3 separate regions of the Homo sapiens genome follow, and all the other regions are linked to region 1. A link is an interaction called in ENCODE POLR2A ChIA-PET data of the cell type or tissue named here. Cell type or tissue: Caco-2. All regions are shown on one strand. Links, peaks and the distances in the headings refer to the core of each region. The heading gives the core; the rest is flanking DNA.

Region 1 (10,028 bases), core at 1,417-9,416:
TACAGGTGTAAAATGCTGCCTTTTAAAATGTTTGCATTATTTGCTTGTAATGGATGTCAAACCTTATTTTGTGTTCATTAATCACACGTATTAATGTTTATTAATACATCTGAAACATGTTATTTGTGTGAGTTCCTATGGCAATGATAAGTATTGGTAAACATTAGTGCTCCTTTCTCTGTTGATTTGTTGAAGCCCTGTTATTTTTCTTTTTAATTGGAATTCCACCAAGTTTTCAAAAATTGAGACATGGCTCATTGGGCTGGAGATGCTGATCTTTTAGATTTCTCTTTACTAATCTAATGGCATAGCAGAGGTTAAATTACCTTGGAGTAGAAAATCAAGAAATGATTGTGTGTGTCTGCAATTTTGGTTTTAATGGTAGGACAAGATTATGGTAGTCTGGGAAAAGGTGATTGAGTGCTGCTGAACAGAGCAAGGATTGATTGTAGCTAAGTCTAGTGACTTACTGCCTGCCATTTGGTTTGACCTTCATTTTGTGACTATCGTACCACTAACCACAGCCAGTCACCTCTCATGTATGTGTTGTTATTCTCATGGCAAACACTGTGAAAACCTCTGGGTAATTCACTGCAGCCTCTTCTTCAGTGCTGAAAAAACATTTTATAGTGACAACTATACATCCTTTGTCCCCCAGATGGCCAGAAGGTGAAGATAGAGTAAGTTCTTTTACTAAATATTCCTGTCCATAAATAAAAAGCAGACATCTTAATGTTTGGCTTACAGTTTTTTCCCCTTTCATATCTATTTATGTTTAGACAGATTTGTCTTAAGATTTCTTTGAAACGTTTCTTTTTAGGTTTTGGCTTTCAGGTCATTCCATTTCAGGCAAACTTTGATACTGCGAATGCATTTTCCTTGAGTAGAAGATCTCAACTTACTGAAAGCAGTCAGTGTTGTTAAGTACTAAATCTCAATCATTACATAAATCATCTTTTATGTAAAAAATGTCGGCCGGGTGCGGTGGCTCATGTCTGTAATCCCAGCACTTTGGGAGGCCGAGGCGGGCAGATCACGAGGTCAGGAGATGAAGACCCTCCTGGCCAACATGGTGAAACCCCGTCTCTACTAAAATACAAAAAATTAGCCAGGCGTGGTGGCACGTGCCTGTAGTCCCAGCTACTTGGGAGGCTGAGGCAGGGGAATTGCTTGAGCCCGGAAGGCAGAGGTTGCAGTGAGCTGAGATTGCACCGCTGTGCTCCAGTCTGGAGACAGAGCAAGACTCCGTCTCAAAAAAAAAAAAAAAAAAAAAAAAAAAGGGTCTTGTTAGTTTTAGAACAAGAAAGGAGTATTTATTGTCTGCTAACACAATAGTTAACATCTGTGAGTTTGCAAGCATCTGGGTAATCTTAGTACCTATAGTTGATTTGTGAGCATACTCTAATGGTACTTGTTTTCTCAGCTTTTTTTTTTTTTTTTTTTTAGAGAGGCAATTACTGTTCATTGTAGCTGTTCTTGTTTTTTTAAATTTTTATTTTTTATTATACTTTAAGTTCTAGGGTACATGTGCACAGCATGCAGGTTTGTTACATATGTATACGTGTACTATGTTGGTGTGCTGCACTCATTCTCAGCTTTTTTTAAATCTTTAAAGCATGAAATTACCCAGTCATATAAAACTGAGGGTCTCTTAGGGCATTGTTATAAAGAAAGGATGGAAAATGAGAGTTCTTAATTGATGTTAATGGAGAGACATTCTTTTATTTATCTCAGTAATTGTGTATAACTGTGTAGTGAAGCTAAGGACATAGATGCCATCTTCCTTGGTACAGCTTGAATAATTTGTATATAGGGAGAAAAAATGTGTACACACATGTATGTGTATGTGTATATATACATAGTTCACTGTGAATCTTGGCAAGGCAATTTTCAGAAAAATAATGTATTTCATCCCTGACAAAAGGTTATTGAGCACAAGCTGTCAGGCTCTTGAGGCATGATTTTCTCCCTGGCAACTGACTAGAGTCAAGATTGAAGGAGGCGAAAATTGGTCTCCTGTCCAGTGCAGATGTTGACAGCTTCAGACTGATGTACCCACATCTACTATAGGCAGCCTGGAAGATAGATGTTAAAAGACAGCTGTGATTAGGACAAAGCACGTATCAGTGACTGTTTTAAGTAGAGTTTGAGACGTAGACAGGAGGCAGAATGGAATCTGGGTTTGCTGGGTTCATGATGTGAAGACTTAAAACATAGCTTTGAAGAGCATTGTGTGGGTGTGTGTGAGAGAGATTGCATTTTAATTTGTCTGATCTGGTTAGTGTGGTTTTAATCGGGTTGAGATCATGAGCTTGATCTCACATATGGGCTCTTTAATTTTTCACAAGAGAAAAATGACAAGTGTTCCTACTTTGGAATGTTGAGTATGGATTTCAAAAAGTGTTAATGATGCTCTGGAAGAGCAGTAGCTGGGAAACATTCAACATTTTGAAAAAGATTAAAGTTAAGTTAATTAGCTTTTCAGATTAGTACAATAACTTTATTAAAACTAGCAAGAAATCAGCTGATTTTTTTCTCATAGTCTTCCTTTGAGTTCTGGCTTCTCATTTGTTATCTTACCTTTTCCCCTTGTTGTCTTAGAATTTTCATCCTGTTTTCTCCTCTTATTTTTGTGGATGTCTCTTTTCATGTGATCCCATTGTGGCTTGGTCTTTTGTTAGAAGTGCTCCCACTCCAATTCATACCTTTCAGATGTTCCTGAAGACTGTAATTAATTTAAAAATTGTTATTGACCCCATTCCTTCAGTCTCACCATTTAATCCATTTTTTCTTGTTCTTCATTTAACTTGAGCAGGAAAAGCAAAATATAAATTCTGAAAAATCATTAGCTGGTTGTCATCTGGGAATTTTATGTCTTAAAGTTGTCTGCCTGACTTAAACTATAAGTCTTTAGGGCAGAGGCTATATTTTCTTTGACTTGGGATGTTTCAAGGATGCTGTCTGCTTCTGGATCACTACCCTTGTGTGAGCATATGCTGCTTTGCAGAGACTTGTGTTCTGCTGTAGCCAGCTTGGAATTGAGGAAAGAAGAGTGAAGTTATTACATTCTAATGTCATTTTGAAGTGGTTCATTTTTTCCCCTTTTATTAAAAAGTCTGTCCTGTTAAGCTCACAAAAATAAATAACACTAACCAGGATAATAATATTTATGAGTTACAGTGGGTAATATTACTGCCTTAATATATTTGTACAGTCAGTGTAGCTGAGGAAGTTATTTTAGGTATTAAAATTTTAGTTTTGGCATGACTTCAACCATGATGTTGCAGTAACATGATTTCTACTAGTTAATTTCTTAAGAAAGTGATTCCAAGTTGAAATGCATGTTATGCATTTATTTGAATGTGTAATCAGGAAGTAAGTGCCTCTCTTTGGAGTGTTTCTGAATAGCAGCAGGGCACACTTGAATTAGTAAGGAAAATGAGAACATGAATATGTGTGTTACTTTATTTTAACTTTTTTTTAAATCCATTCTGTCTGTCAACTGGAAAAAGAAATTTCAAAGCTTCTTTCCTTACCCTCAGGGGATGGGGAAGGGGGGGAAGTTAAGAGGTTTTCTAGGCTTGCTCTGATTCAGATGGGCTTATAGTATTTAAATAACTTCATATTAAATGTTTATTTCCTGGGTTGATTTTTTTTTTTTTTTTTTTTTTTAAGACGGAGTCTTGCTCTGTCGCCCAGGCTGAAGTGCAGTGGTGCAATCTCGGCTCACTGCAACCTCCGCCTCCCGGGTTCAAGTGATTCTCCTGCCTCAGCCTCCCAAGTAGCTGGGATTGCCAGCACCCGCCACCATGCCTGGCTAATTTTGTATTTTTAGTAGAGACAGGGTTTTGGCATGTTGGCCAGGCTGGTCTTGAACTCCTGACCTCAGGTGATCGGCCTGCCTTGGCCTCCCAAAGTGCTGGGATTACAGGCATGAGCCACTGGGCCTGGCCTCTTTTCTTTCAAAAGATAAACAGTTGTGTGGATTTAAAAAAAAAACAAAAAAACAACTGCATCCCAGAAAGTTCTCTTAAGGCATCTGTCAGGGATTCTTTGAGTTATTCTCAGTTTATCTGTACTTACAGGGATATCATCTAGGGGTCTGTTTTTACCAAATATCCCTCCTTGATAAATGGAAGGCTTGATTGAGAAGATTAAAGTGTGTTATTCAGGATCATCCTCATGTCATAGGGCACGTGGGTTATGCCAAATATATACTACCATTTGGTTCCTTCTTATAAGGGCTGTGTTATGAAGTCTATTATTCTTTGCATCTGTATTGCCAATTTGCATCTATATTGACAAGTGTGGAAAACATTTTATTACCAGATCATAGAAAATGAATTAAAATTTGGCTGGGTGGGAGTGGTGGGACATGGAGATGGGATGGGGTAGGAAACATATATTAACTTTGGATTATCTTGAAGTTAGGAGATAATTTTGTGAAGTCTTGGTCCTGTTATTTTATTATGTTGTAAAATGAAAGTTGGTGGAATAACAGATGAAAATAGTTATCAGGCCCACGCCTGTAATTCCAGCACTTTGGGAGGCTGAGGCAGGTAGATCACCTGAGGTCAGGAGTTCGAGACCAGCCTGACCAACATGGTGAAACTCTGTCTCTACTGAAAATACAAAAATTAGCCAGATGTGGTAGCACTCACCTGTAGCCCCATCTACTCAAGTGGCTGAGGTGGGAGAATCACTTGAACTCGGGAGGTGAAGCTTGCAATAAGCCAAGGTTGCGCCACTGCACACCACCACCACCCTAGGTGAAGGAGTGAGACTCTCAAAAAAAAAAAAAAAAAAAAAAAGAGCTGGCCAGTCATGGTGGCTCATGCCTGTAATCCCAGCACTTTGGGAGGCCGAGGTGGGTGGATCACGAGGTCAGGGGTTTGAGACCAGCCTGACCAACATGGTGAGACCCCGTCTACTAAAAATATAAAAATTAGCTGGGCGTGTTGGCGCACATCTGTAATCCCAGCTACTCTGGAGGCTGAGGCAGGAGAATTGCTTGAACTCAGGAGGCGGAGATTGCAGTGAGCCGAGATTGTGCCACGGCACTCCAGCCTGGGCGACAGCGAGACTCTGTCTCAGAAAAAAAAAAGAAAAAAGAAAAAAGCTATCACTTGTTGGTGAGATCCCTTAATCAAATCAGATGTATTTAAGAGAATTTGGTATAAAGTAGGTTTATCAGTAGGTTTTGGAGCTAAAGCACCAAAAAGTAACTTTCAAGAGTTAGGAATCTCATGGTAGGGAAGTTTTGGGCATTCATTAAATCCAGGGCTGGATGTTTTTTACTCTGTAAAACACTGTGTAAAAAGATGCCAAGCTGTTAAGTACAGGGCAGTTTTATTATAGGCTTGCCTGTGATGTTGGTTACTTTCTCTCTTTTTTTTTTCTTCCTCTAGTTCTACTCCCTGGGTAGAATTAAAAACGGTTTTAAAATGAGCGTTAATTTTCTGCAGTGAACATGTGTTTTGATAGTAAGAGCAAAAAGAAAAAAAATGAAAACTTACAATTTTGTATCCTAGAGATGAAACTAATGGTTAACATTTTTGTCCTAAATGCTTTCCAGTTTGTCTTCTGTGAATATGCTCACGTGGGTAGAGATATGTTGGGTTTGATTATGTCATTTGCTTTTTTTCATTTAATGGATCCTGAACATCTTTCTGTAATATTAAGTATTCTTCTACAACATAATTTTTAATGGCTGAACACTATCCTCTAGAGAGTAATATGATTTAAGAACATTATTTTATACCAGCAAACTAAAGACTTCTCTTTAATACTGTTATGTCAAGAGTTTTATTCACTTTTCACATTTTCAAAGGAGTATAGTATTAATAAATAGTTACAATCCTAGTTTTTTACTTTAAAGACTGAAGGCTCCTATTGTTAAGAAGTATGTATCGGCTGGGTGCGGTGGCTCATGCCTGTAATCCCAGCACTTTGGGAGGCCAAGGCAGGCGGATAATGAGGTCAGGAGATCGAGACCACGGTGAAACCCCATCTCTACTAAAAATACAAAAAATTAGCCAGGCGCGGTGGCGGGCACCTGTAGTCCCAGCTACTGGGGAGGCTAAGGCAGGAGAATGGCGTGAACCCGGGAGGTGGAGCTTGCAGTGAGCCTAGATCGCGCCACTGCACTCCAGCCTGAGCGACTGAGCGAGACTCCGTCTCAAAAAAAAAAAAAAAAGTAGTAGGTATCTGAGAAGAAATAAAAGGTTTTAGATAGTTAAAATCATTTTGAGATAAAGAGAACAAAGTTACTTGAGCAAGGTTATCTGGGAAATCAGTGGGAGAAGGGAGAGTTGGAATTCCAAGTATGCTCATGAAACTGATCCTGAAATGAGTAATTTGAACATGTTTAAGATAGTTGATGGTGTCTAACTCTTCTCCTGGAAGCTTTTGTCATTTTAGCGCAGGGCTGTTTTTGCTGGTTTGCAGAAGCATATTCAGGTGGATGTCTTTAAAATCTCTTTTCTCTTTTGGATTTGGCAGTTGATAACAAACAATATGCTCCTGTAAAATGTTCTGTTTAAGAAATGCCTACCTAAGGTCTGTGTAACCATTGAATCTTCTTCCCTGCAGCAACTCTACAGAAAATTTTAAAAATGAGATTGGGGCTACAGATACCCATTTATTTTACCACTTGGCTTACTCTTATTTTGGATAAAACCCCTCTAGTTAGCTGACTTTATAAGCTTTTACAGAAAGATTTTGTAATATGTGCAAGTTTTACTTTTTCATTTTTGCATGAACTAGCAGCCATGGGATTTTTATACTTCAGAAAAAAGAAAATTTGAAGCCTGAGTTTTATTATCATACACACAAACTAAAGATATTGGCATTTTTATCATTTAAAAACTTTTTTTATATAAAAGTATATTCACTATAGAAAGTAAAAATAAACAATAAACAATCACCCATCAGGCTGTACCACCTTATGATTAAGCTCTGTCGATATTTTGGTATGTGTTGGTTGTAGTGTTTACCATCCCATCCCTTTCCCAGGACATAAACACATTGTGATCTCCATTCTCACTGTGCAGTACAGATTGTTATATATCTGCTATTTAAAGTGGAAATGAAAATCATTTCCATTAATGAAGATACCTGGGTGGGGGCAGATTGTATAATTTATCGAAGATAAGCTGTGTTTCTCTACTGGGCTGGCAAAAATATTTTTTCTGGACCTTAAAGGTAGAAAGGTTCTGGTGAAGAAGCTATTTAAAAGTATCCTTAGTATTATTTTGGGGAAGGAGATATAACTTTGCCCTATTTATTGAGGTTTTTGGAGGACTTTTACAGGCAGTAGAGATGTTTCCATAGCTGGATTTCTGAGCCATTACGTTGTGGTTGGGAACCTTTCTTTTGTAGTATACTGTAGAATTTTGGGATGTGACACTGTAAATGGGATAGATGAGGAAGATGACCAGTTCCTGAGAACTGGAAGGAATCCCAGCTTGACTTGAGAACTTCTTTAAAACAAAATGAAACAAAACAAAACAAAAAAACTGCTAAAAAAAAAATTTAAAAAAAGCAGTTGGAAAAACGTAAGGCACAGCAAGCTTTGGTTGTAGCTATTAGCACAAAAGGAACAATTATTACTACTTTCTGCACTATAGACAGTGGAGTGAAGGAAGCTCCCCTCATCCTTTACAGCTTCAGCATTTAAAATTAAAAGCTAACATTTCCTCTGTCCTTTAGGAAACTTGGTATCATGACTTTATTTCTAAAAAGGTAAGAAACAGCTGGTGTGTGGATAATGACATGTTCTAAATAGGTTTAAAAACTGGAAAAAGTAGATGGAAAAATAGAAGGGGGCACAGAAGTATTTGTTGAGCTTTGCATATATTATTTCATTTAATTTTCAAAACAACTGAGTAAGGTATGGGAGATGTGTACTCATTTTACAGAAAAGAAAACAGCTAGAGATAAAACAACCCAAAGTAACACAGCTGCCAAATATCGAAGCTGGATTTAGACCCAGTTCCAATACCTTATTTCATCTACACCAAGTAGTGTTCTGGGAGAGAAGTAGTTATATTCATTAACATTACTTCATAGCATTCTTTGTTTTAAAGGAGCAATGTAACAGGTTCAGGTTAAAACAAACAAGCCTTTTGTTTTTTTTATCCATCACCCAAATATTTTCCAAGCCTATCCTTTCCCCGTAACTTTATAAAGTTTGGTTGCTTTCAGGGGAATTTACTCATGATATTTGATGCTTCAAAAACTTCTTGATTTTGTCTTCTCCTAATAAAGAATTGTGGGTTTTTTTGTTTGTTTGTTTACTTTATAATTGCCCATTGTCTTTGTTTTAAACTCCAGAGGAACTTATTTTATTCCCAGCTCAGGAGAGAACATCAGGGGATGACAGATTTTATTTCATGGCAGATGGTACAGTAGTATTGAGCTCTCTTAAGTTTCATCTCCTTTGTTAGTAGATGTAGTGTAGTTGACTGGAAACAGCTGGGACAAAGTCAGGTTTTACAACCGTGCGATCTTGGATATAGTTCCTGTCTACCTCAGTTTCCCCAGTTTGCCCTTTTGTGTGCAGAGAGCACTTTTGATATCTTATAAATTTAAACTAACAGGTATCTTTTTAAATTTTTAATTTTTTTTATTAAAAAAAATTTTTTTTGAGATGGAGTCTTACTCTGTCACCCAGGCCACTGTGCCTGGCTAATTTTTGTATTATTATTTTTTAGTAGTTCTGGTCTTGAACCTCTGATCTCAAGTAATCCCCTACCCTCAGCCTCCCAAAGTGCTGAGCCATCGTGCCCAGCCTTCTGCCACATTTTGTTTTTTTAGACAGAGTTTCGCTCTTGTTGCCCAGGCTGGAGTGCAATGGCGTGACCTCGGTTCACTGCAACCTCTGCCTTCCGGGTTCAGGCAATTCTCCTGCCTCTGCCTCCTGAGTAGGTGGGATTACAGGCATGTGCCACCACGCCTGGCTAATTTTGTACTTTTAGTAGAGATGGGGTTTTGCCATGTTGGTCAGACTGGTCTCGAACTCCTGACTTCAGGTGATCCACCCACCTCGGCCTTCCAAAGTGCTGGGATTACAGGCGTGACCACCATACCTGGCCATCTTTTTTTATTTTTAGAGTTCTTTTAAGAGACATGAGAGATGGAGGAAAAAAAAGTTGTTGATTCCTTTTTACAATTTTTTTAAGCAAGGTTTTGAGCATGGGTTCTTTTTACATTTAATTTTGAAATGAAACTTATTAAACATCTCAAGTTAGTCTTAGTGTCATTTTTTTTTTTTTTGTAAGGATGACCATTCAGAAGTTTGAGGACCTCATTTTTAGCTGGGGGCTTATTTATATACTTGTTTATAGTTTTGCTGATGGAGAAAGTGTGAATATTTTAACCCATTATACAGTGTGTTTCTGATGTATTTTTTCATTACTAATACTTTATGTTAGCCATGAAATTAAGGATTTGTCATTAGGGCTGTGAGCTAAAATAAATTAGAGTAGATGTAGATGTATGTATGTATGTATGTATGTATGTATGTATGTGTGTGTGTATGTGTGTATTTAGAGACAGAGTCTTGCTCTGTCGCCCAGTCTGGAGTGCAGTGGTGCCATCTCGGCTCACTGCAACCTCTGCCTCCTGGGTTCAATCGATTCTCGTGTCTCAGCCTCTCCAGTAGCTGGGATTACAAGTGCTCGCCACCACACCCAGCTAAATTTAGTATTTTTAGTAGAGACGGGGTTTTGCCATGTTGGCCAGGCTGGTTTTGAACTCCTGATAAATGAATTCAGCAGACCACTGTAAAAAAAGAAAATCCATGAAGCTGTAGCTGCTACAGCAGCAAGCATGAAAACCCCTGCACTTTTTATGAAAATAATTTTATCTTGTCAACACAAGATAAAATGCAGCTTCTGTGTGGGTGCAGGGCTGCTATAAGAAAGGCATACCTATAGACTAGTAAGATTCGAGAAAAAGCAAAGTCATTATATGACAATTTAAAGCAAAAGGGAGGTGAAAGATCTAGAGTTGAAGAATTTAATGCC
Region 2 (10,028 bases), core at 86-8,085, 700 kb before region 1:
ATAAATAAATAAATAAATAAATAATAAAGAGAAAAGAAAATAAATTCTTCCCACCCACGCCTGGGGAAACCAGCACCCAGTATAACCTGGGGGTTTTTGCAGCTCATAAACCGTCTCTGGAGCCATGGAAAGGCAATCATGGCAGTCAGTGGACAGGTGACTATGACCTACCCAGACAAGGTCCCACAAGAGCGATGCTCCTCAGAGAGCTGGGGACTCTTCTGTTGTTTTCCCAGATTGAGAACTCAACTGTATTTTGCCATAAATGCTTCTAAGATATATCCAGCTGGGACTTCTATTACTCCCTTTGGAAACCTTAAGATCAAAAAGGGAATAAGAAACCCTTCTTCTGTATCCCAATAATCCACCAGGATAAAGGAGAAACTAGAAATATGCAACTCCCTTGATTTCAGTGTTTGGCAGGTAACAAAAAATTGAGACCCAGACACTGGTCAACAGGAAAACAATACAGACTCCCAGAATTAGAAAGTGTTATTTTAATGCAACCTAGGTAACTTGGGGAGTAAGGAAGCCCTTTGAACTTGGGCCATATTCAAAGTGTGTTTGCCCTCTTAACTTGGGCATCCTGGGGTGTCTGTACACCAAGACCTGGGCCCCAGGGCAAGAGACAAAAAGAGTTGTGGATTCTACCTACCTGCATTTGCACTTCCACATCTTCCAATGGTAATCTTTGGAGGAGGGGTAGTTTCCCATAAGGAGAGCCCTGGGAGCTTAGCCGCTGGTTTCCTAAATCTGAATATCTCAGCCTTGGGAATCTCTGCTGTCTGCACAGGCTTGCACCCTGCCTGGAGGAGATATTTTGAATATGTTGAATAAAAAGCAAAAATGATCACCAAAAATGGGAAAAAAACCCTAGCTTATTGTTTTAAATTAGAAAACAATTTAAGTGTTCAAAGTAGGATAAACAAGTAAATCATAACCTTACAGTAGACTATTAGCCACTAAAATATTCTTGAGAAATACTTAGTAATATGGAAAGCACGCATGATAGAATTAACTGAACAAAGTTGATTGCAAAATGGCATGTTCAGGATGAATCCAATTTTGTTTTTGTGGCAATGTGCAAATATTTGCCACTATGTGATACCAAAATAGAGTGGTTTGTTTTCCTTTTGTGTTTTTCTGTATTTTTACGTTTGCCTACAATAAATATTTTTTGTCATCAGAAAGAATTAATGTGTTATTTATTTTAATGCCAAAAAGGAATAACCAATCTTGTTTTTTAGTGAAAAGGAAGGTGAAATGTTCATGAAGGAAGCTGGCATCTCAAGAGAAACATTTAAAACTACCACAGATGTCAGAGAATAGATATAAGGACAGATACATAAAAGCGAAGCCTATGTCAAGGAAATGACAGATTTCCTCTCTGTCTCTCCTTCAATGGAAAGTTAAAAAGCACACTGCAGTAGTGACAGAGAAAGAAAATGTGTGTGGTGTGTGCTGCTTGGTGGTCATGGAAGGAGGAATGGAAATAGGCAACCAAAAGAAGATTATTTCCCTGAGGCTCAGAGAAAAAGCAAAAATAAAATTATCTAGCACAGAGGTTAAACCCTCAATAAATATAGATGTCAAAGCGTCCCACCCGAAACCTGAGTTGCGACCCTGTGCTAGAGAAATGAACACACTAGATTTCCCCCCCCCACACTAGATTCCTAACTGAATCTCCATCCAAAGAACCCAGGCACCTGAGGCTTTGACATCTTCCCCAGGACCTTACTGACATACCCCAATAATCTTGGCAGGGATTTTCAGAAGCAAAACCATCCCTGCTGCCCTGTTCAAAAGGTCATTCCAGGAGAACAAGCCTTTTGTTTACTGCGGGCTTATATCAGAGGTTTTCACCAAGAAATCTCAGGCAATGGGAATTCCTTGAAGTTTGTCTGCTGCCCCAAAAAACTCATAGTCTCCTAGTCTCTTCTCCTTCCAAGCCTTTCCCACCCTCATCCATCTTACCTTCAGAGCTATCAGTCACACCAACCAATCTTCCCACATGGACCCTGTGCCAGAAACAACAGGAATTTGGATTTCTCTACATCCATCGCCTTCCTGCCAAGGATTCATTCCAAGGCAACACAGCCTCATTCAGATTTGTCAGTTACAGCCCTATATCCCTTCCCTTTTGGTTCATCCTTAACAAGCTGGCTATCATTAAGGTGACAGAACAGTAAAACCCCGTTTCCATAGATTAAGGGCCCAAGACAGGCAGATTGGCCACGATCTGATGATGGATCTTGTAAACCTGCTGAAAAAGTGATCAATTCAATGAGGGAAACCTGTCCATGAGCCTATTCCCCTAGTTCAGTAAATCCAAGCACAGCATCACTTCGCCTGGACAATGGAATTCTGTATTTGCTCAGTCTAGATTAAAAGGAAAATATGCTTTTGGGAGGCCAAGGCGGGAGAATCACTTGAGGCCAGGAAGTTTGAGACCAGCCTGGGTAACACAGCGAGACTCGATCTCTACAACAACAACAAAAAAAAAAAAAAAAGAGGAAAGAAAGAAAAAGAGGCCAAGTGTGGTGGCTCACACCTGTAATCCCAACACTTTGGGAGGCCGAGGCAGGCAGATCACTTGAGTCCAGGAGTTAGAGACCAGCCTGGGCAACATGGCAAAACCCCTTCTCTACAAAAAATACCAAAAAGTTAGCCAGGCATGGTGGCATGCACCTGTAGTCACAACTACTCCAGAGGCTGAGGTAGCGGGATCCACTGAGCCTGGGAGGTCGAAGCTGCAGTGAGCTGTGATCACACCACTGCACTCCAGCCTGGGTGACAGAATGAGATCCTGTCTCAAAAAAAAAAAAAAAAAAGTTTTAAAACAAGAAAGAAAAAGAGAAAAAGAGAAGGAAGGAAAGAAAGAAAATAAATATGCTTATGCTTGCCAGACCCCTACAAATCTTTATCTCTTTTGTCTTTTTCTTTTCTTCCTTCTTTTCCTTCCCATCTGCTCTCTGATGTGGGCAGAATTAGGAGCTCCTAAGAAAACCCTGAGTCCTGTTCCCCGGGTCTCCTTTGGTTCACTGCCAATCTACTCAGGCTTGCTGGCAGGTGAGTAAGTGGTTAGGGAAACTAGAGTGGAAAGGAAGTAATTGATCACCTACTAAATGTCAGGTGCTTAACAGATATCGTCTCCTTCAATCCTCAGGCCAATCCAATTAAAGAGTTACAATTATTCCTTTCCAACTACTGAGGAAACTGGCTCAGAGAGAGGTTAAGCACCCCAACCTAAAATTAAATGCAGGGAGGTGAATTTAAATTCAGGCTACTACTGCCTCATAAATCCATACTCTTTCTTTTACACCACTTACACTATAGCAGTCCAGGGATCCCTGGCCACATTCTTAACCATCATGACAGTTTTGTAGAATGACTACCATTCATATGCAATGAAAGGTGTCCTCTCCTCCCTCTTCACCAAGCAAGGGAATCATATTTCTCAGCCTTTCTCCAGAATGAAGAAACCTAACTTTTGATTTGCAAAGGCCTTCCTTAGAATGATAAAGCAGAAAGCCTGGCTCCTGCTGATTTGTGGGGGCAGAATCCTGGTTCTCCAGGGGGTACCCAAAGAAAAAACTAACCATTATGGTCTACATTACAGGTCAAAGTTTCAAGAGGGAATGTCAAAGGAGGGCTGTTTATTTTAGAAGATAGAGAAAGGAAAAACAGGCTTCAGAGAAAAACGAACGTTTCTAGCCCCACATCACAAACTACTCATAATCCTATTGATGACAAAAGGCAGTGACCCTGGACCTAGATAAAGATGTTCAGATTGGGGGAAAATGAAAGCAAGGGCCAGATCAAAGGCTTCTAGAAGAGGTTAAAGACCTTTGGGTAGGAATAGAGCTCTAAACCACCCAATCCTGCAGCATTCCCTACCACTGAAGGCAAGCAGAGCCTGGAGGAGGAAAGTATCCTGCCCCTATCAGCACGTGAGATCGCAGAGGAGCAAAGAGTAGACTCCAGGGCCCTGGACAGCCTCCAAGGTTGGTGCTCTGCCTGCCCTGCTAGGCTGCCCTTCTCATGGAGCATCATCAGGAAAAGGATATGTGATGATCCAAGGAAAGAACTGAAGGAATTAGGCCAGGCGTCTGGGAGGCCTCCCACTACACTTGGTCAGCAAGCGACCAGTGAAACGATGGGCAGGGGAAGTGAGGATGTGGGTAGGAAGTGGGTGGGGAAGGCCCAGTGGTGCACCAGGTACCCAAACTCATTCCCACATTCCTCTCAGACTCTCAGGTACCCATGCATATCTGTGATGGGACTCAGTGATCTTGAGAAGGTCCCTTGTCATTTAATTGCCATCGGCTTCTTGCAGTCTATAAGAGATCACTTAATTCAGCCACCTGCTTCTTAACAGGAGAGCTCCTAAAGCCAAAAAAAAAGAGGCACACACTGTACATCCTGTTTTGAAAGACTGTCAGGAAGGGGAAAGCCAGTCCTTCCCTACCCAGGACAAAGTGCTTACCAGAGCATTTGCTCACGTCTACCCTGAATTAATACTATTACATCTTAAACTGGCGTCTCCTAGGACTTCATATTATGGATTTGAGGCCTTCAAACAGACCCATTCGCCAAAAGAAATAAGCCAATTACTTCAGTTTTTCACCAGTTGTCTCTTTTTCCCAGACTGTCTTCAGATACATGAACTTGAGTTTCTGTGAGGAGTTAGGTGGGGTATGAGTCAGACATCCTTTTCAAGCCTCAACTGCCTTCACCTCTTTCCCTCATGTGTCTGAAGAATCTATTTATTCTTGGTCTCACAGAGCTCTGATTGCCCCACTTGCATTTCTCCATGGCCAAAGTTCATTTCTTTCTTTTTTTGTTTTTGAGACAGGTTCTCACTCTGTTGCCCAGGCTGGAGTACAGTGGCATGATCATGGCTGACTGCAACCTCAAGCTTCCGGGCTCAAGGGATCCTCCCACCTCAGCCTCCTAAGTAGCTGAGACTGTAGGCATACACCACCATGCCCAGGTAAAATTTTATTTTTAATGTTCTGTAGCGATTAGGTCTCACTATGTTGCCCCAGCTGGTCTCGAACTCCTGGGCTCAAGTGATCCTCCTGCCTCAGCCTCTCAAAGTGCTTGGATTACAGGCGTGAACCACCACACCCAGCCCCAAAGTTCATTTCTAACCCCTTCCATCCCGACAAAATAACATTGATTCCCTGCTCTGTCCACTGGGATTGGGCCAGCAGAGTGGCCTCATTAGAGTCCTCCTGTGCTGGGGCTTGTGGTGGTGTGGGGACAAGAACAGGAAACTGACAATCAGGGCATCCAATCCCATGATTCACAACTGAGTACCTGAGATTTACAAATGGAGCATTGTTCTCCTGCCCACCTTACCTCTAAGCTGCTGTTGTCTGACTCATCTGCCATCTAGCCCTCCTTTATCAGTGAGGGTCTGGCCTGGCATAGTGCCTTATTTTCTCTTTTGGAATCTGGATATGCCCGACTCCAGAGTCCCCCAGACCTCTGCTTTCTCTGCCTTCCTCCAGGTGTAGCCTGCTCTCAGTTTCATCTATCCTAGTTCTTCCAATGGTAGCTCCTTACTGTGTTCACGAAAAGCTGTTGTTACAGCCCCACATCCTCAGCACTGACCACAATGTGTCAGTTAGTCTTTTATCCTCCTGACTTTGCTCAATTGTCTACTTAGGTTGGACTATGTTCAGTAATTTCACTACTCCTGGAGACTTCCTCACCCTTCTGATCACTCATTAAGGGTACCTTGACTTTTTCTCTTTTCTTTTCCTTTTCTTTGTCCTTTCCTTTCCCTTTCCCTTTTCCTTTCTTTTCTTTTCTGAGGCGGATTTTCGCTTTTGTTGCCTAGGTTGGAGTGCAATGGCAAGATCTCGGCTCACCGAAACCTCCACCTCCCGGGTTCAAGCGATTCTACTGCCTCAGCCTCCCAAGTTGCTGGGATTACAGGCATGTGCCACCGCGCCTGGCTAATTTTGTATTTTTAGTAGAGACGGGGTTTCTCCATGTTGGCCAGGCTGGTCTCAAACTCCCGACCTCAGGTTATCCTCCCGCCTCAGCCTCCCAAAGTGCTGAGATTATAGGCGTGAGCCACCGCACCCGGCTACCTTGACATTTTCTAACCTAGAGTCACCTTAACCACTGTCGTCTCCCTCTGGAATCCCCTCTAGAAGATCCCCTTAATTTATACCACTCTGTCTCCTGGCATTGGCCACATTCCTGTCTTCAGATATCCCAGGGACTCACCAATAAAAAAGAGAGAAGGCTGGGCGCGGTGGCTCACGCCTGTCATCCCAGCACTTCATGAGGCCAAGGTGGGTGGATAACCTGAGGTCAGGAGTTCAAGACCAGGCTGGCCAACACAGTGAAATCCTATCTCTACTAAAAATACAAAACTTAGGCAGGCAGCTGTAATCCCAGCTACTTGGGAGGCTGAGGCAGGAGAATCTCTTGGACCCAGGAGGCGGAGGTTGCAGTGAGCCGAGATTGTGCCACTTCACTCCAGCCTGGGTGACAGAGCGATACTCCGTCTCAAAAAAAAAAAAAAAAAATTTGCCCAGCCTGGTGGGACATACCTGTTGTCCCAGATACTCAAGAGGCTGAGGCAGGAGAATCGCTTGAACCCGGGAGGCGGAGGTTGCAGTGAGCCAAGATCACGCCACTGCACTCCAGACTAGGTGATAGAGCGAGACTCCATCTCAAAATTACAACAACAACAACAACAACAAAAATAAATAAATAAAATAAAAAAGAGATAGAAGGGCCCAGCACAATGGCTCACATCTGTAAACCCAGCACTTTGGGAGGCCAGGGTGGGCAGATTGCTTGAACCCAAGAGTTTGAGACTAGCCTGGGCAACACAGCAAAACTTTATCTCTACAAAAAACACAAAAATTAGCCAAGAAGGTCGAGCATGGTGGCTCACGCCTATAATCCCAGCAATTTGGGAGGCCGAGGCGGGTGGGTCACAAGGTCAGGAGTTCAAGACCAGCCTGGCCAAGATGGTGAAACCCCATCTCTACTAAAAATACAAAAATTAGCCAGGCATGGTGGCGGGCGCCTGTAGTCCCCAGCTGCTCGGGAGGCTGAGGCAGAGAATTGCTTGAATGCCGGAGGCGGAGATTGCAGTGAGCGAAGATTGCGCCACTGCACTCCAGCCTGGGTGACAGAGTAAGACTCCATCTCAAAAAAAAAAAAAAAAAAAATTAGCCAAGTGTGGTGGTGTGTGCCTGTAGTACCAGCTACTCAGGAGGCTGAGGCAGGAGGATTGAGCCCAGAAGGTCAAGGCTACAGTGAGCTGTGATCATGCCACAGCACTCCAACCTGGGCAACAGAATAAGACCCTGTCTCAAAAAAAAAAAAAAAAAAAAAAAAAAGAGAGAGAGAGAGAAGAAAAAGAACTCTTTTTGACCTGCTGTCTTTCCAAACTCATATTTTATTTCTTTCACCACCTAATCTCTTAAGTATGGAACCCATAACCAGGGTTCTGATTTCATTACCCATCTTTTTTTTTTTTTTTTTTTTTTTTTTCCAAATGGAGTTTCACCTTTGTTGCCCAGGCTGGAGTGCAATGGTGCAATCTTGACTCACTACAACCTCTGCCTCCTGGGTTCAAGTTATTTTCCTGCCTCTGCCTCCCAAGTAGCTGGGATTACAGGCACACACCACCACGCCCGACTAATTTTGTATTTTTTTTTTAGTAGAAACAAGGTTTCACCATGTTGGTCAGGCTGGTCTCGAACTCCTGACCTCAACTGATCCACCCACCTCAGCCTCCCAAAGTGCTGGGATTACAGGTGTGAGCCACCGTGCCCGGCCTCATTACCTACCTTTAATTGCTTGTCTTCTGTATCCCTCTCCCTCTATCCTACAGACATAGTTCTCTCTAAGTGCATCAGTGACCACTGGCTATAAATCCTCCTGCGTTTCAGACAATTCTTTCGAGCTACTCTTCTTTCTTGATCCTTAATATGAACATCACCCTCAGGTTCAGGTTGGGGTCCACTTTTTTCTCTGCTCTCACCGTGGAGAACTTATCTATTCTCAAATTCCAGTCTTATTTCTGTGCTGATGACTCCTAAATTTCCATCTCTGTGTGAGCTCTAGGCATTGCAGCTCTAATGCTTGACTGGCCGTTCTAGTTGGATGTCACAACTGATTTTCTCTCATGACTTCTATGTTTCCATCAGTGAGCTAATGAAACTTGGAGTAACTGAGGCTTACTTTTCTGAGTCGTTCCTGACTCCTCCCTTTGCTCAACTTTTCACATTTAGTCTTCTTCCTTTGGTTCGTCCTCCAAATCTATCCCTTCCCTCTATTACCTTTGCTTCCACACTGTGCTAAGATCATACCTTGTATCTGAATTTTGAACCAAGAACTGATATTCTACTTTTCAACTCTCCACCTAACACATTACTACCATATTTACTTTACTAATTCATCACATTCAATTCATTATTCACCTGATCAAAAAACAAAGCAAAACAAAAACTTCAAGTCACTAGAGAATAAAATCTAAATTCTATGGCATTTCTTTCTTGTCTTATTTTATTATTATTATTATATTTTTGTGAGAGGGAATCTCAGTCTGTTGCCCAGCCTGGAGTGCAGTGGCACAATCTCAGCTCACTGCAACCTCCACCTCCTGGGTTCAAGCGATTCTCCTGCCTCAGCCTCCCAAGTAGCTGGGACTACAGGCGCCAGCCACCATGCCCAGCTAATTTTTTTTGTATTTTTAGTAGAGAGGGGGTTTCACTATGTTGGCCAGTCTGGTCTCAAACTCCAGACCTCGTGATCCACCCGCCTCGGCCTCCCAAAGTGCTGGGATTACAGGCATGAGCCACCGTGCCTGGCCTATTCCTGCAATCTTATGCGACTATTGATACAATTTAATTTTCAGAAAATCAAGGAAGATAATTTAGCACTTTAGGAAGCCAAGGCAGTGGATCTTTTGTGGCCAGGAGCTTGAGACAAGTCTAGCCAACTTAATGAAACCCTATCTCTACTTAAAAAAAAAAAAAAAAAATACCTGGGCATGGTAGCATGTGCCTGTAGTCCCATCTACTTGGGAGGCTGAGGCACAAAAATCACTTGGCTGGGAGGTGGAGGTTGCAGGGAGCCGAGATCGTGCTACTATACTCCAGCAGCCTGGATGACAGAATGAGATTCTGTCTCAAAACCCAAACAACACATACACAAAAAAAGCCATAAAAAAACCCATACTAGATGTTATATGAAAATGGACTGGAAGGGGCAAGAGTGGAACCCTGAAGAAAAGGCAATTGTATTAGTTCAGGCAAGAGCTAATGGTGGCTTGAACTAGGATAGGAACAGAGGGAGCAGAGAGAAGGAAGGTGAGCAGTACGTTAAAAAGAGGAAGAATCAGCCAGGTGTGGTGGCTCACACCTGTAATTCCAGCACTTTGGTAGACCGAGGTAGGCAGATCATGAGGTCAGGAGTTCGAGACCAGCCTGGCCAACATGGCGAAACCCCATCTCTACTAAAAATACAAAAATTAGCTGGGTGTGGTGGTGTGCGCCTGTAATCCCAGCTACTCAGGAGGCTGAGGCAGGAGAATCACTTGAACCTGGGAGGCGGAGGTTGCAGTGAGCTGAGAACGTGCCACTGCACTCCAACCTAGGTGACAAGAGCAAGGCTCGGTCTTAAAAAAAAAAATGAGGAAGAATCAATGCAATTGCTGATAGATTAGATATGGTGGTTGAGAGAAGGTGAGGAAGCTAGATGACTCCCAGTCTTTCCAACTTTAGTAACTTGAGTGGCAGGTGTTACCAATTATGGACATAGGTGAAATGAGAGAAAACCAGATTAGGACTAACAGGAAGATGAGAATTAAGAGTTCCATTTTGGCCAGGTGTGGTGGCTCACACCTGTAATCTCAGCACTTTGGGAGGCTAAGGTGGGTGGATCACTTAAGGCCAGGAGTCCGAGTCCAAGACCAGCCTGGCCAAAATGATGAAACCCCTTCTCTACTAAAAATACAAAAATGAGCCAGGCGTGATGCTGTGTGCTTG
Region 3 (10,028 bases), core at 756-8,755, 170 kb before region 1:
AGGGTCTTGCTCTGTCACCCAGGCTGGAGTGCGGTGGCACGATCATGGCGCACTGCAGCCTCAACTTCCTGCCCACCCTACTTTTTTAGTATAACAGCTGAAAGATATGGAACGTGGAATTGATGAAGGGTGACTCATTAAAATTATAATAGCAATTAGGAACAAGCAGAAAAAGACCATAGGCAAGGACAGTTTCATGGCCAAGATCATATGTTTTCCCACATTTTATATTTGGCGAGCGCGTAGGAGGGATCAACACATCCAGATTACTCTCCAGCTACAACTTCGGTTTCAACAAAACCCTGAATCTGACACCCTCGGCCCAGGCCCTCTTTCTCTTTCCTGAGCACTAAGGCTCCTGTTGGTGCTCTTGGCATTAGTGGCTTCAAGGCGAGGGTGAATGGGTTTGTGTTAGTGACTTTGTGGATGAAAGGACACTTGAATTTTCCTTGCCCAGCCTCGGCACTGCCTCAGACATTAAAGGCTATGAAATCTGCGCTGGTGTTTTGGTGAGGGACTGGAGTAGTCTCAAACCACTTTTTATACCCTATGTGAGAAGGAACTGTCAACCTAAATAACGATCAGAGAGGCTCTCTAAAAGAAAAGGTCTTTATTTTGGAATAGAGCATTGTAATGGGAATATGAAAATGCATGCCATAGTAAACTGTTTGAGTGAAGGAAGGCAAAGTCTTTCTTTTTTTTTTTTTTTAGATGGAGTCTCGCTCTGTCACCCAGGCTGGCGTGCAATGGTGTAATCTCAGGTCACTGCAACTTCTGCCTCCTATGTTCAAGTGATTTTCCTGCCTCAGCCTCCCGAGTAGCTGGGATTACAGGCATGCGTGACCACGCCAGATAATGTTTTGTATTTTTAGTATAGACGGGGTTTCTCCATGTTGGTCAGGCTGGTCTTGAACTCTCAACCTCAGGTGATCCGCCTGCCGTGGCCTCCCAAAGTGTTGGGATTACAGGTGTGAGCCACCGTGCCCGGCCCTTTTTTTTTTTTTTTTTTTTTTTTTGATACACGGTCTGGCTCTGTTGCCCAGGCTGGAGTGCAGTGATACGATCTCGGCTCACTGCAGCCTCTGCCTCCCAGGCTCAAGCAATCCTCCCACCTCAGCCTCTCGAGTAGCTGGGACTATAGGCGTGTACCACCATGCCTGGCTAATTTTTATATTTTATGTAGAGATGGGGTTTCATCATGTTGCCCAGGCTGGTTTCAAACTTCTGAACTCAAGCAATCTGCACGCCTCGATCTCCCAAAGTGCTGGGATTACAGATGTGAGCCACTGTGCCCAACCTGATAAAGGCTTTTAAAGGAAAAATTAAGAAGATTCCATAATTATTTAAAAATAATTATCCTTGGCTTTAAAGATCAATATTAAGGGTGATGCCAGTCTGAGCTTGGACAGGCAGTTGCTGGGCAGATGTCCTTGCAGAAGTATTTTTTTATGAAATGTTGTGAAGGCCTTCATGCAAGGTTGTGGGTTTTACGTCTTTTGTGATTTTTTTTTTTTTTAAATCAGGCATACAAGCATGAAAACCCTCTCTTCATGGCCTGCCCTGATTCTATTTGTCAGGGTTTTCTTTTTTTCTTTTTCTTTTTTTTTTTGAGATGGAGTCTCGCTCTGTTGCCCAGGCTGGAGAGTAGTGGTGCAATCTCAGCTCACTGCAGCCTCTGCCTCCCAGGTTCAAGCAATTCTCCTGCCTCAGCCTCCCAAGTAGCTGGGACTACAGGTGTGTGCCACCATGCCTGGCTAATTTTTTGTATTTTTAGTAGAGACGGGGTTTCACTGGGTTAGCCAGGATGGTCTCAATCTCCTGACCTCGTGATCCGCCCACCTCAGCCTCCCAAAGTGCTGGGATTACAGGTGTGACCCACTGCGCCCAGCCAGGGTTTTCTTAACATTAGTGACTTTATTTTAATCTTGACAACTTTCACAGAACTTAATTGTAGTCCCTTAATCCATAGTTGCCTCTGATTCTGAACTGCCCAGAGAAAAAGGACGTTAGTTGGTTGGTTCCCTGGGTTTTTTTCCTTCCAGTCATTTATTCACAACTGGTGTCACACACTGGAGATGTAAGAACAGAAAAAATCGTGGTACCTGTCCTTCAAGAACCACAGTCTTGTAGGGGTGACAGGGATAGAAACCACAATACAGGCCTGGGTGCAGTGGCTTATGCCTGTAATCCCAGCACTTTGGGAGGTTTAGGTGGGTGGATCACCTGAGGTCAGGAGTTCGAGACCAGCCTGGCCAACATGGTGAAACCCCGTTTCTACTAAAAATACAAAAATTAGCCGGGCTTGTTGGTGCGTGCCTGTAATCCCAGCTACCTGGGAGGCTGAGGCAGGAGAATAGCCTGAACCCGGAAGGCGGAGGTTGCAGTGAGCTGAGATCATGCCATTGTACTCCAGCCTGGGTGACAAGAGTGAAACTCTGTCTCCCATCCCCCACCCCTAAAAAAGAGGTCACAGAGTAGAATTTGGTGGAGGCAATTGTTCCAGGGTCCCAAGTCCAGTAGGGCTTAATAGCTATCTCCTATCCTGGTCCTCAAATGAGGAATTCTTTTCTCTCTTCTTCCCTTCCTTTCTTCCACAAAGATGTAGTGAGTGCTGTGAGTTAGGTCTGAGTTAGGTCCTGCGAATACATAAATGAACAAATACCATTCCATGCTTAGAGGAGATCATGGACTAGTTATGTTCTTCCCAGACTCCATGCTAGGGTATTCACTGGTCCATTTCACTATCATGATGAAATGAGAAAAAGCAAGAGACAATGTAGTGAGTCTTTAAATAAAATTAAATGTATTCAATATAAGATCTTTTCTCTTTAGTTTGAAGTTATATTCTTATGTACATTCTTTCCTCAAAACATGTTGATAGTAGATGGTAGTCATCACTGATTTGTTTGTTTATTTCCTTGCTCGCCAAAATGAAAATTAAGCAATCTTTTGTCACACCACAAAAAGTACGTGTGTGTGTATTAAGTGTTGTTACTGGTTAAAGATTCATTTCCTCATTTCAAAAGTGGGATTAAGGCGGGGCACGGCTGTAATCCCAACACTTTGGGAGGCCGAGGCAGGTGGATTACTTGAGGTCAGCAGTTTGAGACCAGCCTGGGCAACACGGTGAAATGGTGAAACCCCATCTCTACTAAAACTACAAAAAAATTAGCCGGGCGTGGTGGCACATGCCTGTAGTCCCAGCTACTTGGGAGGCTGAGGCAGGAGAATTACTTGAGCCTAGGAGGCGGAAGATGCAGTGAGCCGAGATGGCGCCACTACACAATAGCCTGGGAAACAGAGCGAGACTCTGTCTCAAACAAAACAAAACAAAAAAACAACAACAAACAAAACCAAAGTTGGACTAAGAGTGACCCTTTCTCATCTAATAAAGTGGACCTTATACAGGGAACATGGATTTACCAGACATGACAAATGCAGGCTCTCATGCCACTCCCCACTCTCCTTAGACTCAGAAGGGAGGAAATGGGAGAGCCCCAGGCCTCAAGAGAGGCAGGATTAACTCTTTTCTTGTTATCCCTGCACAAGACACCAAGAGCAGCAGCCTCTTGAGACCCTGTAGGAGGCAGTGCGGGAAGTCCTGGACAGGAACCAGTGCAAGTGCCAGAAACTTTTGGGAACAGTGGAGCTACAGATCAGCTTGAAGAACTCTGACCCTCAGAAGGATGAACGCTTCTTGGGCACTGTCATCTGAAGTCCACTCGCCGCCCCAGGTTCTCCACGTGTGTCCTGGGGGACCAGCAGCACAGGGTTGAGGCCAAGCCTGTGGGTATCTCCTACGTGGACATCGAGGTGCTGAAGAAACTCGACAGGAACAAGAAGCTGCTCAACAAGTATGATGCCTTTCTGGCCTCAGGGTCTCTGATCAAGCAGATCCCACAAATCCTGGGCCCAGGCCTAAATAAGGAAGGCAGGTTCCCTTCCCTGCTGATGTACAGTGAAGACATGGTGGCCAAAGTTGATGAGGGGAAGTCCACAATCAAGTTCCAGGTGAAGAAGGGGCTCTGTCTGGCATGGCTCTTGGTCGTGTCAAGATGACAGATGATGAGCTTGTGTACAACGTCCATCTGGCTGTCAACTTCCTGGTATCATTGCTCAGGAAGAATTGGCAGAACATCTGGGCTTTACACATCAAGAACACCATAGGCAAGCCCCAGTGCCTGTATTAAGGCACATTCTAATAAATCTTAGTGCCACAAAGAGAGAGACAGAGAGAGAAAGAGAGAGAGAGAGAGAGATAAACAAAGAGAGAGAGAGAGAGAGAGATAAACAAAGAGAGATTCGGGATTCAGCAATCTCCTTTCTAGACAAGGGCTGCTCCCCCTGACACCACAGAGGAGATGGCTGATGTTCCAGGAGTCTACAGGCCCAAGAGACCTGGGTTCATCCCATCTCGTTGGAGAAGGACAGCAATTCTACAGAGGGACCCAGCGGGAAAAGCTGGTGAAACACAAATAGGCTGCCCCAGGGAGGAGCCTCTGGCTCTTTTATAGGGTAACTGAATATGGTCACCAGCTTTTATCAAAATTAGCCAGGTACTCAGAGTTTCCAACGGCCCAGGCACAAATAATCCACAAACCAATCACTTCAAATTATATCCCTGAAATAGTCACACGCATGCTCTCAACATACCATTAGCACCTAAACTCAAACTATGACACACCCACAAGTCTGCATCACCCTGCTTATAACTTAAAGCTTGTGGGTTTAAACTAATTTAGGAGTCAGTCTGGGGACCAAAGGGGGAAAGTCTTATAATGAGGTGGCGATTTGCTTAGGGAGGGGAATGCAATGCATGCGTGACATCCAGAGGCTGGGAACTAATCGTCTCATAGGAGAGGTAAGTGTGTAAGCAGGCTGGGTGCAGTGGCTCACGCCTGTAATCCCAGCACTTTGGGAGGCTTAAGGTCAGGAGTTCGAGACCAGCCTGGCCAACATGGTTAAACTCCTGAGATCAGGAATTCAAGACCAGCCTGGCCAACATGGTAAAACCTCATCTCTGCTAAAAATACAAAATTAGCTGCACATGGTGGCACACACCTGTAGTCCGGGCTACTCCAGAGGCTGAGACAGGAGAATGGCTTGAACCCAGGAGGCAGAGGCTGCAGTGAGCCAAGATCGTACCACTGCACTCCAACCTGGTGACAGAGCGAGACCCCGTCCTGGAAAAAAAAAAAAAGAAAGGACCATGGTGTAGGGGTAGGGTGGTGAGTTTAGCATGGGTAGAGGTGATGGGCATCTGGTGGAAGTACCTGAAAGGTACTAGAAAGGGAGGTTGGAGCCTGATTGTGAAGGGCCAGACCAGGAGTAGGTTCTCAGGAAGCAGAGCTGAAGAGAGGGCTGCCGACCAGTGACCTAGGGAAGCTGGGAGAGTCTTTCCCAAGGAGCTGACCCTTGGGGTGCGTTTCTTTTCTCATCTCTGCCTTAAGGCTCTCTTGTCTCTTTTCTTTCCCCCGCCCCACATTCCTATGCATGCCAGGCCCAAAACATCCTCACAGGCTGCTGCTCTAATTACTTCATCCCATTTTAATTCTGCTGAGTTAGGAGCCTGTGAACTCAAGAGGAAATTCATGCAAAATACCCAACAAATTGAATGTGCTGGTGTTTTAGAACGCCAGGTCTGACCCTATCTGCCCCCTTCATCCTCTCTTCCTGTGGCCCTGCTCCTGACCAATCTCAGCTTGAGAAATCAAAGGTAGAATGTGCTGGTGAGAAGAGAGGGTGGCATTGATTGAGAAAGATGTTGAGTTTCACTGAATTGTTTGAGCCATTGCTTGGGATGAGGACAGGGTGGAGGCTTTCTGATGGGAGGCTTCTGTGGGAACCTTTTTGGAACTGATGGAGTCCATCTCTAGAGCTCCAAAATACCACGTGTGTTTGTGAGTTGTAATGTTTCCTTGTCCCTCAAGATACTTACAAGTTAGGAGAGATTTCTTATTCCAGCTGTTTGTCCACGGAGATGATAAATCATTTAAAACAAATGGATGGCTGTTTTCTTTCTTTCTTATTTTTTTTGAGTCGGAGTCTCGCTCTGTCGCCCAGGCTAGAGTTCAGTGGCGCGATCTCAGCTCACTGCAACCTCCACCTCCCAGGTTCAAGCAATTCTCTAGCCTCAGCCTCCCAAGTAGCTGGGACTACAGGCACATGCCACCACGTCTGGCTAATTTTTGTATTTTTAGTAGAGATCGGGTTTCACCATGTCGGCCAGGCTGGTCTCGAACTCCTGACCTCAAGTGATTGGCCCACCTTGGCTCCAGAATGTGCTGGGATTACAGGCATGAGCCACCATGCCTCGTGGATGGCTATTTTAAAATCAGTGATTCTCGAGTTTGAGACAGTCTGGGCAGCAAGGCAAAATCCTGTCTCTATTAAAAAATACAAAAATTAGCTGGGTGTGGTGCTGAACTCCTGTAGTCCCAGCAACTCAGGAGGCTGAAGTGGGAGGATGGCTTGAGTCCAGGAGACAGAGGTTGCAGTGAGCTGAGATTGCATGACTACACTCCAGCCTGAGCAATAGAGCCAAAACCTGTCTCAAAAACGAAACAAAGCAAAAAAATAAGTGATTCTCAAATTTTTCGGTCTCAGGACTCCATTATACTCTGAAAAATGACTGAGGTCTCCAAGAGCTTTTGTTTATGTGGTTATTGCTATTGATATTTACTGTATTCAAAATGAAAACTGGGATCCTTTTGTAGTTCATAAGCATGATGATTGGGTTTTCATGCTTGTGTGTGAGATGTGCTTCCCTCAAACCTTGTTATGATGGTGGCACATTACCCATCTGATGTGAAAAAAAAAAAAAGAAAGAAAGCCTGAGAAGTTGAAAGAATATTTATTAATCCATTTAAATTTAAAATACCAAAAATAAACCATAATGTGTTAACATAACTAACACATTTTGGTGAAAAAAGTACATTTTCCCCCTAAAATAGTGATAAAATTGGCATGTTTTACATTTTTACAAATCTCTAATAACTGGCTTAATAGAAAATACCTGGATTCTCTTATCTTATTCTCTTATTACAATTAATCCATTTCTTTTTTTCTTTTCTTTTCTTTTTTTTTTTGAGATAGTCTTTCTCTGTCACCCAGGCTGGAATGCAGTGGTGTGGTGTGATCTTAGCTCACTGCAACCTCTGCCTCCCTGGTTCAAGCCATTCTCTTGCCTCAGCCTCCCAAGTAGCTGGGATTACAGGTGTGCACCACCACACCTGACTCATTTTTGTATTTTTAGTAGAGACAGGGTTTCACCATGTTGGCCAGGCTGGTCTCAAACTCCTGACCTCAAGTGATTCACCCACCTCAGCCTCCAAAGTACTGGGATTACAGGTCTGAGCCACCATATCTGGCCTAATCAGTTTCAATATGTTGTTTTGGTTGAACTGGCCTCAAGTGATCTGCCTGCCTCGACCTCCCAAATTGCTGGGATTACAGGCATGAGCCACCGTGCCTGGCCAATGCTGTTATTTCCTAAATATCTCTTTAATCCATAACATGAAACAAATCTGGCCTCACTGAGTTAGAAAAGTGAGGAATATTTTAGTCTTCAGATAATTGTGGATATTTTTCTTGGACACTACACCAAAAGTTGACACACAGCAGTTTTTTCTTCTTTTCTTTTTTACTCACCACTATATTAATGAGGAAACATAGTAGTTTCGTAAAGGTATGTGGAATCTAAAATCATGTCAATCAATTCCTATTCTATTACATTAAAATCCATTGGTTTATCTTGAACTTTGAAGAGATTTTGTAACATTGTGTATTAGTCATTTGGAAAATATAGGTCCACTGAGTTATACATAGCTTCTAAATGCTGATGCATTTCATTATACAATACTTTAAAATCACATTCATTATATCACTATCAATCTCATCAAAGAAGTCTTTAGGAATTCGGAAGTTTTCAAGTTCATGGTGACAGATATAAGTGTTCCAAAATTCTAATTTTTCACTTGAAAGCTTGAATTTTATTATTGGCAACAAATACTGTCAGTTGTTTCCCTTGAAGTAATAAGCTTACTTTGTTCATTTTTGGGGAACTATCTGCCAAACACTCAAATTTGAATAATCATAGTTTGTCTCTCCATTATATTTTCAAGTAAAAATAATTCTCCTTGCTGGGTGCCATGGCTCACACCTGTAACCCCAACACTTTGGGAGGCCGAGACAGTAGAATCACTTGAGCCCAGGAGTTAGAGACCAGCCTGGAAACAGAGTGAGACCCTGTCTCTACAAAAAATATACAAAGTTAGCCAGGTGTTATGGTGTGTGCCTGTAGTATCAACTACTCAGGAGGCTAAGGTGGGAGGATCGCTTGAGAATGGGAGGTCGAGGGTGTAGTGAGCCAAGATCACACCACTGGACTCCAGCCTGGGTGACAGAGTGAGAACCTGTCTCAAAACAAAAACAAAACAAGAAAAACCTCAAAAAACAAAACAAAACAAAAACAACCAAACACACACACACACGCACACACACAAAAACAGAACAAAACAAAATGGTGCTCCATGAAAAAAGAGGCTAATTCTGCTTGAAACTCAAACAATTGCAGAAGTGCTTTTCCTGGAGACTATCACTGTACTTGGGATACAGCAGAAATGCTTTATGTGTACTTCCTATTTCGTCAGAATATATATATATATTTGAGACGGAGTTTCCCTCTTGTCGCCCAGGCTGGAGTGCAATGGTGAGATCTTGGCTCACTGCAACTTCCTCCTCCCGGGTTCAAGCGATTCTCCTGCCTCAGCCTCCTGAGTAGCTGGGATTACAGGCATGAGCCACCACACCCGGCTGATATTGTATTTTTAGTAGAAACAGGGTTTCTCCATATTGGTCAGGCTGTTCTCGAACTCCCAACCTCAGGTGATCTGCCTGCCTTGGCCTCTCAAAGTGCTGGGATTACAGGCATGAGACACTGCGCCCAGCAGAATATTTTTTAAAAAGTACCCAAGGATTGAGATTTAGTAGAAATTAATAATCTTTACCATTTGATGAAGAACATTCCTAAGTAAACGTGAAATTTTTTTAGTGCATGTGCATGGCAGTGAAGTGTACTATGAATACTAGCACAGGTTAGCACAACTGCTTCGATTTGTTTTGAGGTGCAGTCTGTTTTACCCACCATTGCTTTTGCACCATCAGTGCAAATGTCAACACAATGAAAAAGGCAAATCGTATCTTACACTATTATGAAAATAGTTTTAGCAGGGCACACTGGGTCACGCCTGTAAATCCCAGCACTTTGGGAGGCCGAGGTGGGAGGATGATGACTTGAGCCTGGGAGTTTAAGAACAGCCTGGGCAACATGGCAAAACTTATCTCTACAAAAAATACAAAAATTAGTTGGGTATGGTGGTGCACACCTGTGGTTCCAGGTACTCAGGAGACTGAGGTAGGAGGATCACTTGAGCCTGGGGAGGCAGAGGTTGCAGTGAGCCAAGATCGCACCACTGCACTCCAGTCTGGGCAGCAGGAGGGAAAGCCTGTCAGAAAAAAACAAAAAACAAAAACAGAAAAGGAAAGAAAATAGTTTTAACTTCACAGACCCTTGAGAGGGTCTTGGGGGCCCCCTCAGGGTTGCATGGAGCACACTTTCAGATCCACTGCCCTAAATGACGTGTCTGAGTTCCTGAGAGTTGGTCCTAGGCCTCTTTTCTTCTCACTCTACTCTCTCCTTAAGTGAGCTCATCTACTGCCTTTGAACTACCTCTGAGAAAATGACCCACACATTTGTCATCTCCAGCCGTGACCTCTCCCTGGAGCTCCAGACTGTGTATCCAGCTGCCGGCTCAATTTTGGCAGTTGGGTGTCCCAAAGGCAATATGTCTAAGACTTTACTTCTGGTCTTCCATCCATTTATATAAGCCCAAATCCTTATTGTCACCATGTTCCTCCTCACCCCGTATCTAATCAATCATTAAGTCCTGTAAATGCTGTTATTTCCTCTTCCTTTCTCTCTCTTTCTCTCTCTCTCTTCCTTCCTCTTTTGCTTCCTTCCTTCCTTT

The links. Peaks named below come from ENCODE experiments on the same cell type or tissue, not always from the same donor. Only the 100,000 strongest peaks of a DNase experiment are listed, where the experiment ranks them.
Region 2: POLR2A ChIA-PET joins it to region 1 with 5 read pairs; 1 of 35 experiments calls an interaction of 5 or more read pairs at or near these places.
Region 3: POLR2A ChIA-PET joins it to region 1 with 5 read pairs; 2 of 35 experiments call an interaction of 5 or more read pairs at or near these places.

What each region holds. Positions count from the first base shown.
Region 1 is chr5:138,790,364-138,800,391 of GRCh38, forward strand. All of the region lies in intron 3 of CTNNA1 (catenin alpha 1), which reads left to right. Among named protein-coding and RNA genes, the nearest start is that of CTNNA1-AS1, 41 kb to the left of the region's middle. In Caco-2, for the core only: no CTCF peak of the experiment used is centred there; a DNase peak (open chromatin) is centred at 6,138.
Region 2 is chr5:138,091,855-138,101,882 of GRCh38, forward strand. It overlaps a transcript of WNT8A not described here. Among named protein-coding and RNA genes, the nearest start is that of WNT8A, 13 kb to the left of the region's middle. RefSeq lists an enhancer at 2,972-3,904 and a silencer at 9,418-9,610. In Caco-2, for the core only: no CTCF peak of the experiment used is centred there; a DNase peak (open chromatin) is centred at 3,897.
Region 3 is chr5:138,616,775-138,626,802 of GRCh38, forward strand. LOC124901196 (small nucleolar RNA U13) reads left to right here and starts at 6,705; the gene lies at 6,705-6,808. It also overlaps the pseudogene RPL10AP10. In Caco-2, for the core only: no CTCF peak of the experiment used is centred there; no DNase peak of the experiment used is centred there.